Linked DNA regions of Homo sapiens: all the other regions are linked to region 1. The links are chromatin contacts, found by Hi-C or POLR2A ChIA-PET in ENCODE. All regions are on one chromosome and are shown on one strand. Each heading gives the region's core, a stretch centred on a gene start or an enhancer-like site at or near the end of the contact. The rest is flanking DNA. Distances are from core to core; before and after follow the strand shown. Region 1 holds the start of SULT1B1 (sulfotransferase family 1B member 1). Region 2 holds the start of GRSF1 (G-rich RNA sequence binding factor 1). Region 3 has its middle 7.9 kb from the start of TMPRSS11E.

What was found. Hi-C counts contacts between places; a loop is a spot of excess contacts on that map. ChIA-PET counts read pairs that join two places held with the same protein, here RNA polymerase II (POLR2A). Pooled maps may share reads with other maps.
Region 2: a loop to region 1 is called in a map of naive thymus-derived CD4-positive, alpha-beta T cell, with 16 times the contacts of the local background. The contact joins the promoter of GRSF1 here to the promoter of SULT1B1 in region 1. A Hi-C loop is called at or near these places in 1 of 168 maps with a recorded cell type or tissue (naive thymus-derived CD4-positive, alpha-beta T cell) and 5 of 50 pooled maps. POLR2A ChIA-PET finds 5 or more read pairs at or near these places in 1 of 52 experiments (activated naive CD4-positive, alpha-beta T cell).
Region 3: a pooled map shows a loop between it and region 1 (9-fold over the local background). The contact joins the enhancer-like site here to the promoter of SULT1B1 in region 1. A Hi-C loop is called at or near these places in 4 of 50 pooled maps.

What each region holds. Positions count from the first base shown.
Region 1 is chr4:69,759,096-69,762,561 of GRCh38, reverse strand. SULT1B1 (sulfotransferase family 1B member 1) reads left to right here and starts at 1,942. Exons shown (of 8, transcript NM_014465.4): 1 at 1,942-2,103.
Region 2 is chr4:70,837,653-70,841,273 of GRCh38, reverse strand. It overlaps GRSF1 (G-rich RNA sequence binding factor 1), which reads left to right and starts at 1,384. Exons shown (of 10, transcript NM_002092.4): 1 at 1,384-1,803. The coding sequence starts at 1,447. LOC124900710 (a long non-coding RNA gene) reads right to left here and starts at 2,282. Exons shown (of 3, transcript XR_007058131.1): 1 at 2,129-2,282. RefSeq lists silencers at 1,117-1,366, 1,427-1,976 and enhancers at 1,373-2,026, 2,027-2,681.
Region 3 is chr4:68,437,995-68,441,229 of GRCh38, reverse strand. No RefSeq gene overlaps it. Among named protein-coding and RNA genes, the nearest start is that of TMPRSS11E, 7.9 kb to the left of the region's middle. Within about 2 kb of position 1,674, at least 3 of the 41 ENCODE cell types and tissues checked have a DNase peak (open chromatin) inside an H3K27ac peak, as active enhancers do.

The DNA.
Region 1 (3,466 bases), core at 693-3,192:
CCCCACCTTTCCCCCCTTTCTATTCCACAAAACTGCCATTGTCATCATGGCCCGTTCTCAATGAGCTGTTGGGTACACCTCCCAGACGGGGTGGTGGCCGGGCAGAGGGGCTCCTCACTTCCCAGTAGGGGCGGCCGGGCAGAGGCGCCCCTCACCTCCCGGACGGGGTGGCTGGCCGGGCGGGGGGCTGACCCCCCCCCTCCCTCCCGGATGGGGCGGCTGGCCAGGCGGGGGGCTGACCCCCCCCACCTCCCTCCTGGATGGGGCGGCTGGCCGGGCAGAGGGGCTCCTCACTTCCCAGTAGGGGCGGCCGGGCAGAGGCGCCCCTCACCTCCCGGACGGGGCGGCTGGCCAGGCGGGGGGCTGACCCCCCCACCTCCCTCCCGGACGGGGTGGCTGCCGGGCGGAGGGGCTCCTCACTTCTCAGACGGGGCGGCTGCTGGGCGGAGGGGCTCCTCACTTCTCAGACAGGGCGGTTGCCAGGCAGAGGGTCTCCTCACTTCTCAGACGGGGCGGCCGGGCAGAGACGCTCCTCACATCCCGGACAGGGCGACAGGGCAGAGGCGCTCCCCACATCTCAGACGATGGGCAGCCGGGCAGAGACGCTCCTCACTTCCTAGATGAGATGGTGGCCGGGAAGAGGCGCTCCTCACTTCCTAGATGGGATGGCGGCTGGGCAGAGATGCTCCTCACTTTCCAGACTGGGCAGCCAGGCAGAGGGGCTCCTCACATCCCAGACGATGGGCGGCCAGGCAGAGACGCTTCTCACTTCCCAGACGGGGTGGCGGCCGGGCAGAGGCTGCAATCTCGGCACTTTGGGAGGCCAAGGCAGGCTGCTGGGAGGTGGATGTTGTAGCGAGCCGAGATCACGCCACTGCACTCCAGCCTGGGCACCATTGAGCACTGAGTGAAGGAGACTCCGTCTGCAATCCCGGCACCTCGGGAGGCCGAGGCTGGCGGATCACTCGCGGTTAGGAGCTGGAGACCAGCCCGGCCAACACAGCGAAACCCCGTCTCCACCCAAAAAATACGAAAACCAGTCAGGCGTGGCGGCGCGCCTGCAATCGCAGGCACTCGGTAGGCTGAGGCAGGAGAATCAGGCAGGGAGGTTGCAGTGAGCCGAGATGGCAGCAGTACAGTCCAGCTTCGGCTCGGCATCAGAGGGAGACCGTGGAAAGAGGAGAGGGAGAGGGAGAGGGAGAGGGAGAGGGAGAGCGGCAGCATCTTTTAAGAAGAAAATATGCTTTACATTTCTTTAATACATTTATAAGTTAAACTGATGGTCTAAAGGAATGTGCTAGTTTCCCTCTGGTCTTCCTGACTTTCCCAGGCCTTCATAGGTATAACTCAGGGGCAAGAGCTTGGTGGTTGTAGTTGTGTGTAAGTTTGAGACGAGTGCTCTTAAAAAATGGATTGATTTCCACTCATTTCTTGTTTATGTGATTCTGCATACCAAAAGAAGAAAAAACCAAGAGTTGTGGAAATGATTAGAGTATTTGTGTTTCTGATGCCAAAGTAATTAATCATTTCATCTTTAATATGTTTGACATTTAATGATATTAGAAACTCACGTTTATTCCAGATGGAAACATACTGACACATGCACAAACACACACAAAACCAATTTTTATTTCTGTTATGACCAAAATTGTTAGAAGACATTCTTATAAGATATAGAGAAGCAACAATTTTGATCCACTAACCCTTCATGTTCTTTCCCTCTGCATTTCTCAGACACTTTGAAGCTTGCAGAGAGCTTAAAATCTAAACAGCCTGTGCTTGTGCTGACTTATGGCCACCACCCTGAACCACTTCCTGGCTTCCTGGCTTTGCTAGCTGTTGAAACAGTGGAACTTGCCTCATGTGTGTGTATGTGTGTGTGTGTGATTGTGGGTGTGGGTAGTTTAACCTTTTTATATCTTAGCTGCCTGTAAACTCAGTGATTGCTACGTTCAGATCAAACCTTGAACTTTTTTTTTTCTGGTGCCAGGAGCCTTCCTGTGCTCCCCATTGCCTGCCAGAACCACCACCGTTTCCCATGGTTACTCTACAGCAGCTTCACTGCCTGAAAATGAAAACTGAACAAAGGGATTAAATTGTGAGGTAAAATTTGCTTTTCAATTTCTTTCCTTGAAGTTTTGTCCTATCCCCGCAGAATATTGTGTGCCTCAGAACAATTTCTGTTTTGAACATATTTTATAATTAGAAAGTCTTTTGCATAATTCCAATTTTCTTATAGGAAACTTTCATTGTTTATGCTGTCTAAAATCTCTCAAGCTTTCAATGTTCAATTTTATTTTTCTACATTTAGTGGAACTGAAGCATGCAAGGAATGGAGGTCTTCTCAAGAAACTGTAAGCCACTTAAAGAAAAAGAAATCTTTTTCAAGTTTTCGTTTCTCTGCTCCCATCCTTCATCCAGTCCTACTCACATGCATTCATGCACACATATGCACATACACACACCTTTAAGGTGCACTCCAGAATATAAAATATGTCGTTTACCACATTTATTTAAGTAGCTTGATTTGATGTGTATCAGATAGAGCTAAACTTTGTCAGAGTATGACAAATGAAAGAAATTGTTTTTTCTAATTGATGGAAAAATATAGTTTTAATGTAAAATGACTCAGTTTCTTCTAAAACAGGCATTGTTTTTTATTTTTCTCTTTTGTTCCATTAATATTCCTTAAAGTCAATTTTAGACATTTTAATTTTCAGCCTATGGCTCATCTTAAATAGGAAGTCTTGAGATCCCATGTATAATTTACAACTACTTTAAATAGCCTGTTCCTTTCCAATAGGGTTTAAAATATTTTATGAACTAATTTTTAGATTTTAAAGTAAATGTCATTCATAAATCATCTTTCAGCATATCTAGTTTAATTATATTAATTATTTGACATCTTCCAGTCCTCCTCTCCATACTCTTCTCCCCATATAATTCAGAACTCATCATTTATCCACTGGTCATGACGAGGTAATGCTGTTTGATGCCTAATACCCTGTAGCTTCCTGAATTGGACACACCCACTTCCCAGAGGTGACTAGCATATATTCACAAACAGCTGCCTTATTTTCATCTTCCTACTCATTCCATCCTTCTCCGGCAACAATTTTACAGCATGAAGTGCCTGACCTTTTTGTCACGGGGGATTTTCATTGTCAAAGCAAAAATCCCTTCCAATTTGTAAATACTCTTGTTTGAATGAGATAAATCACGGACATTTTTGACTCTGGGTTGGGCCTACGGTAAATTTTCAGTATGATCACATGAACAGAGCTGGGCAAACTAAAGTCCATTCCTGGGTTGCCACTCCCTTTCTGTGTTTCTTTGAGCAGACGCTCTGAAGATCTGTTTCCTAATCTTATCCACAAAATGCAAGTAAGACTTATCATTTCAGGGTAGGTAATGATTAGAGATCATATACATGAAGCACAATCAGTACAATTTGTTTTAAAAGACC
Region 2 (3,621 bases), core at 135-2,634, 1.1 Mb before region 1:
TTCACTCTGTCACCCAGGCTGGAGTTCAGTGGTGGCAATCATAGCTTACCACAGCCTCTACCTTCTGGGCTGAAGCAATCGGCCTCCCAAGTAGCTGGGACTACAGGCCCACGCCATCACACCCAGCTTTATTTATTTTTTGTATAGACGGGGTCTCCCTATGTTGCCCAGGCTGGTCTGGAACTCTTGGGCTCCAGTGATCCTCTCACTTCAGCCTCCCAAAGCGCTGGGATTATAGGCATGAGCCACCACGCCAGGCCTATATTTCATTTTAAAACAACGAAGTTCTCCTTCCTCACATACCTCAAATTCGGGGGGTACCAAATCTCTGATATTATCCCAACGATTTTTTTATAACCAAGGTATCACAATTCCTTTCAGAAAGGGTTCTTTAGCCACTCACACCACGGGTTTCGGTGGCACAGCGCAGGGCAGCACAGACTTGTGCTACAGCTCTCGGCCCTACCCAGAGCAGGATGGCCCTAACCTAATTTTTTTGTTTGTTTGTTTGGAGATGGCGTCTCACTCTGTCGCCCAGGCTGCAGTGCGGTGGCACGATCTTGGCTCACTGCAACCTCCGCCTCCTGGGTTCAAGCGATTCTCCTGCCTCAGCCTCCTGAGTAGCTGGGATTACGGGCACCCGTCACCACACCCGGCTAATTTTTGTGTTTTTAGTAGAGACACAGTTTCACCATGTTGGCCAGGCTGGTCTTGAACTGCTGACCTCAGGTGATCCGCCCTACCTCGGCCTACTAAAGTGCTGGGATTACAGGCGGGAGCCACCGCGTCCGACCTAATTTTTTGTATTTTAGTAGAGACGGGATTTCACCGTGTTGCCTAGGTTGGTCTCGAACTCCTGACCTCAGGCAGTCCACCCGCCTCTGCCTGCCAAAGTGCTAGGATTACAAGAATGAGTCACTACGAATGAGTCACTGCGCCAGGCCCCTAGCCTCACTTACTTTGGGCCTCAGTTTCCACCGCCTGAAAAAAGAGCAGTTCGATTGCACCCACTTCCCCGGGCCCCGCCCAAACCATGGGCAGCCCCGCCCAAACCATGGGCAGCCCCGCCCAAACCATGGGCAGCCCCGCCCAAACCATGGGCAGCCCCGCCCAAACCATGGGCAGCCCCGCCCAAACCATGGGCAGCCCCGCCCAAACCATGGGCAGCCCCGCCCAAACCATGGGCAGCCCCGCCCAAACCATGGGCAGCCCCGCCCAAACCATGGGCAGCCCCGCCCAAACCATGGGCAGCCCCGCCCAAGGGCGGAGACTGGGCGGAGCGTCGCGCTCTCCTCCACCTCCTTCCGACTCTCGGAGGCCCCCCACCCAGTGCCCGCGGCGCATGTGCCAGGCACACCCCACCCCCAACCGGCCCTGGATTCCACTTCCGTTCCACCATCGCTGCTGGAGCAGCTGCCTTCAGGCCCTGCGCCGCCTCCGGAGTCCATGGCCGGCACGCGCTGGGTACTCGGGGCGCTGCTCCGGGGCTGCGGCTGTAACTGCAGCAGCTGCCGGCGCACCGGCGCCGCCTGCCTGCCCTTCTACTCCGCCGCTGGCTCTATCCCGTCGGGCGTCTCGGGCCGCCGCCGCCTGCTGCTGCTGCTCGGGGCCGCCGCGGCCGCTGCCTCCCAGACGCGTGGCCTCCAGACCGGGCCTGTGCCTCCCGGGAGGCTGGCGGGGCCTCCCGCTGTGGCCACCTCTGCCGCGGCCGCGGCCGCCGCGTCCTACTCTGCCCTCCGTGCCTCTCTGCTGCCGCAGTCGCTGGCGGCGGCGGCCGCCGTCCCGACGCGCAGCTACAGCCAGGTACGTGGGCGCCGTGAGGGACCTGGCGCGAGATCCCTCCCGGGCCGCGTGCACGCGCCCCCGCGCCCCTCCGTCCCTCCGTGTGCGCCTCGCGGGCACGCCCGGGGATCCGCGACACTCGCCGCACACCCGCCCCCGTCCACCCTGTGCTCCTATTGGGCCCTGGAACAAGGGAAGCTCTCCCAGGCGTCGGGTCTTCTGCTTGTTTTGTTCTCGCCTCGAGTCTCTGGTCGGTTGGGCAGTGTAAGTGTGGCTGGGGTGAATGTTGAGGCCTTGTTCCCCGCCTGGCCCATGGTAGGTTTCGTGAGGCTGCTGACGCCCCCACCTCGCATCTTCTTGCTTTCCGCCGGCTGGTTGTGAAGTTGCGAGGCCCGAGCCCGCCGGAGGGTTGGGAGTTTCCGTGCAGCCCGAGCGCTAGGCCTGGGCGGCCCTCGGCGCCTCTCGGTCGGCCGCTGCTGGGAAGGTGCGCGCACACAGTTGCGTGGGCTGGCTTGTAGGGAAGGAGCCTGTCCCCATCGCGCCGTTCCCTCTCCTGTCCCCAGGGAAAGACGAGCTGTCCCGGTTTACTGAAGGTCACCTCTGCAACTCCACTCATACAGAAGGTCTTTAAGGACTGTGTGTCGCCTCGTCTGGGAAAGCAGTTTGGAGATTTAGCTGTTGGGGGGAGGGGGTGAATGGGAGGGAGCGTTGAGGGTTGAGGACACAACTTGGGGTCCCAGGAATGAATTTGCAATGTTTTCCTTTCCATTTTTTCTTTATTTTTTTAGAAAAGTCGGTGTGTAGTTAGATTGCAAATATTTTGTGCTTTGTAGATGAACCTTTCTCTTCTTGGTACGTGGCATCTGGGAAGTGTCTGCACACTTTTTAACTACCCAGCCCCTGATTCCTTAGGTCATATTTATCTTAATTCAATTTGTGCTTCTCCTTTAACTTAGGGAGACTGGGAGGCTAATCAGCATGGCTGCTGTCTGCCAGTGGCTGAGCTAATTGATTTGAATCCTGGCCCAATACTTTACGCTGCCTTTTTCTGTAAAAGCTTGTGATGCTTATGGAATTATGGAAAAATGGGGAAAGTTGTCTACAAAAACCACAACAAAACCATCTCCAGTAAACCTTTGTGAGCTAGCTTCTCTCTTTTTTTTTCTATGAAATTGACTGCGGTGATATCTGTAGAGCATCTACTATGTGTTAGACACTGCTTACATTTATTCCTTAAAACTAAACATTAAGCCTTTTTTTTTTTTTTTTTTTGGAGACCGAGTCTCGCTCTGTCGCCCAGGCTGGAGTGCAGTGGAATGATCTCGGCTCACTGCAAGCTCCGCCTTCCGGGTTCACGCCATTCTCCTGCTTCAGCCTCCCGAGTAGCTGGGACTACAGGCGCCCGCCACTGCGCCCAGCTAATTTTTTGTATTTTTAGTAGAGACGGGGTTTCACCGTGGTCTCGATCTCCTGACCTCGTGATCCGCCCGCCTCTGCCTCCCAAAGTGCTGGGATTACAGGCGTGAGCCACCGCGCCCGGCCTAACATTAAGCCTTAATGAAAATTATAGATAGGGCTGGGCGCGGCACTTTGGGAGGCTGCGGCGGGTGGATCACCTGAGGTCAGGAGTTCGATAGCAGGCTAACCAACATGGTGAAACTCCGTGTCTACTAAAAAAATGCAAAAAAATTAGCCGGGCGGGGTGGCGGGCGCCTGTAATCCCAGCTACCCGGGAGGCTGAGGCAGGAGAATCCTTTGAACCCGGGGAGGTTGCAGTGAGCCGAGATTGTGCCATTATACTCTAGTCTGGGCGACAAGAGCGAAACTCCGTCTCAAGAA
Region 3 (3,235 bases), core at 425-2,924, 1.3 Mb after region 1:
TATGTCACAGTGGGAGACTACTGATGTCATTGGATAGCAGGTCCCACACTCACATAAAAATGATAATAGGTGACACTCTATGGAGTGTTTGCCTATGCCATACCTTTTTTCAAGCACTTCACATATATTTATTGATTTAATGCCCACAACATCTTACAAACATTATTGTTATCAGCATTTTAAAAATAAGAGAACTGAGATACAAGGGCTTTTTTAACTTAACCCAAGTCTCATACTAGTAGGTGGCTAAGCTGAGATTTGAACCCAGTCAATCTAGTTCTAGTTCATAGGCTGGACTGTTTACTGCCATATTCTAATATTTCATCTCTAACTTCTAGACTGGTGGTCTTCAAGTCTTAAAGTATTTTTGATAAGTCACTCAACTTAAAACTTAAAAAGCCACCATTTTTTAATCTGTAAGGCTAACCAGAGAAAGAATGTATGTAAATTATCTAAATTGTCTGGGAAGAGACATTCACTGTTCAACATCTAATCAGAGATACAAAGTCTTACTTGCACTTGCTTGTTTGCTTTTTTTGGGGGGTTGGGGGTGCAGAGTCTTGCTCTGTCACCCAGGCTGGAGTGCAGTGGCGCAGTACAGTGGCACAATCTCAGCTTACTGTAACCTCCACCTCCTGAGTTCAAGCAATTCTCCTGCCTCAGCCTCCCAAGTAATTGGGATTACTGGTGCATGCCAACACACCCAATTTTTTGTATTTTTAGTAGAGTTGGATTTTCACCATGTTGGCCAGGCTGGTCTCGAACTCCTGACCTCAAGTGATCCACCTGCCTCGGCCTCCCAAAGAGCTAAGATTACAGCATTAAGCCACTGCACTCAGCCTTACTTGCTTTCTTTTTCAAATTCATTTACCTATAGTTTTATGTAACACCTCATTCTTAAAAAGAGAGATGGAAGTGAATCTTTAAAAATATTGATGATTTAATGGATGATAGCAAAAAAAGATATTTTTCTAATACTAGAAGTGTCCAAATTAAATGAAGTTAATTGAACTGCAGAACCTTGGCATAGTTATTTAAATATGACCATATTTGACACATATGTTGCCCTGTTTGGAAGTCATCAAATGATTTTGGTTACAATAAAGAAAAGCAGGCTGGGCGCGGTGGCTCACACCTGTAATCCCAGCGCTTTGGGAGGCCGAGGTGGGTGGATCACGACGTCAGCAGATCGAGACCATCCTGGCTAACACGGTGAAACCCCGTCTCTACTAAAAATACAAAAAAATTAGCCGGGTGCAGTGGCGGGCACCTGTAGTCCCAGCTACTGGGGAGGCTGAGGCAGGAGAATGGCATGAACCCAGGAGGCGGAGCTTGCAGTGAGCTGAGATAGTGCCACTGCAGTCCGGCCTGGGCGAAAGAGTGAGACTCCATCTCAGAAAAATAAATAAATAAATAAAGAGAAAAGCTAACTTAGATTGTATTCCCTCCTAAGAAGGAAACTTTGTTCTTATTCATCTTTAATTCCTCATACCATCTAGCACAATGCCTAGAACAGCAGAGGCACTACAAAGTAGCTGCAGAATTACCAGAAATATTACTTTAAAATATGTTGTTCTGCCTGTTTAAAACCAGACCTAAGTGAACACCTTTTGGGTTTCCTCTAAGATCAAAAACAAAACTATTTTAATCTCTGGAAGCCACAGTTTCCTGTTCAACACCTAGCTTACTACAGTCATATGTTTTCCTGCCTATTCGTGACTCTTATTTTGTTTGGGCCTAATAAGGTTATAATGAAATACACAAGAAATAATAAGACCTGCCCTATGTGTGGACTATCTGGAAGTATGAGACACAAATTATTAAAAGTAGAACTCTTGAACAGGCTATTGGAATGGACATGCTGTTTCCTTATCATCTAAAAAGACTTAGGGGAGAATATCCCATATTAAGAATAACTTTATTTAATGTTTCATGCCTAAAAAGAACAAAAGAAATGGCTGAAGTTGGAAAAGAAAAAAATCCAGACAAAAACAATCCTTTGCTTAAATAACTTGACGTGCAGGAAAAACACATCCATGGGAGGGCATGGAAAAGGTCAGCACAGGCCTTTCTTCATCTGTTTTCCCATTCTCTATTCCTCAGCCCTGATGAACTGTGTGTCCTCTATCCCCACCTTAGAGGACTTCAATAATGGTTGGGTGTGTCTCTTTCTTTTTTTTATTTATTTTTATTTTTTTATTATACTTTAAGTACTAGGGTACATGCACACAACATGCAGGTTTGTTACATATGTATACACGTGCCATGTTGGTGTGCTGCACCCATTAACTCGTCATTTACATTAGGTAGATCTCCTAATGCTATCCCTCCTCCCTCCCTCTACCCCATGACAGGCCCTGGTGTGTGATGTTCCCCACCCTGGGTCCATGTGTTCTCATTACTCAATTCCCACCTATGAGTGAGAACATGCGGTGTTTGGTTTTCTGTCCTTGTGATAGTTTGCTCAGAATGATGGTTTCCAGCTTCATCCATGTCCCTACAAAGGACATAAACTCATCCTTTTTTATGGCTGCATAGTATTCCATGCTGTATATGTGCCACATTTTCTTAATCCAGTCTATCACTGATGGACATTTGGGTTGGTTCCAAGTCTTTGCTATTGTGAATAGTGCCACAATAAACATACATGTGCATGTGTCCTTATAGCAGCATGATTTATACTCCTTTACGTATATGCCCAGTAATGGGATGGCTGGGTCAAATGGTATTTCTAGTTCTAGATCCCTGAGGAATCACCACACTGTCTTCCACAATGACTGAACTAGTTTACACTCCCACCAATAGTGTAAAAGCATTCCTATTTCTCCACATCCTCTCCAGCACCTGTTGTTTCCTGACTTTTTAATGATTGCCATTCTAACTGGTGTGAGATGGTATCGCATTGTGGTTTTGATTTGCATTTCTCTGATGGCCAGTGATGATGAGCACTTTTTCATGTGTCTGTTGGCTGCATAAATGTGTTCTTTTGAGAATTGTCTGTTCATATCCTTTGCCCATTTTTTGATGGAGTTGTTTGATTTTTTTCTTGTAAATTTGTTTAAGTTCTTTGTAGATTCTGGATATTAGCCCTTTGTCAGATGGGTAGATTGCAAAAATTTCCTCCCATTCTGTAGGTTGCCTGTTCACTCTGATGGTAGTTTCTTTTGCTGTGCAGAAGCCCTTCAGTTTAATTAGATCCCATTTGTCAATTTTGGCTTTTGTTGCCATTGCTTTT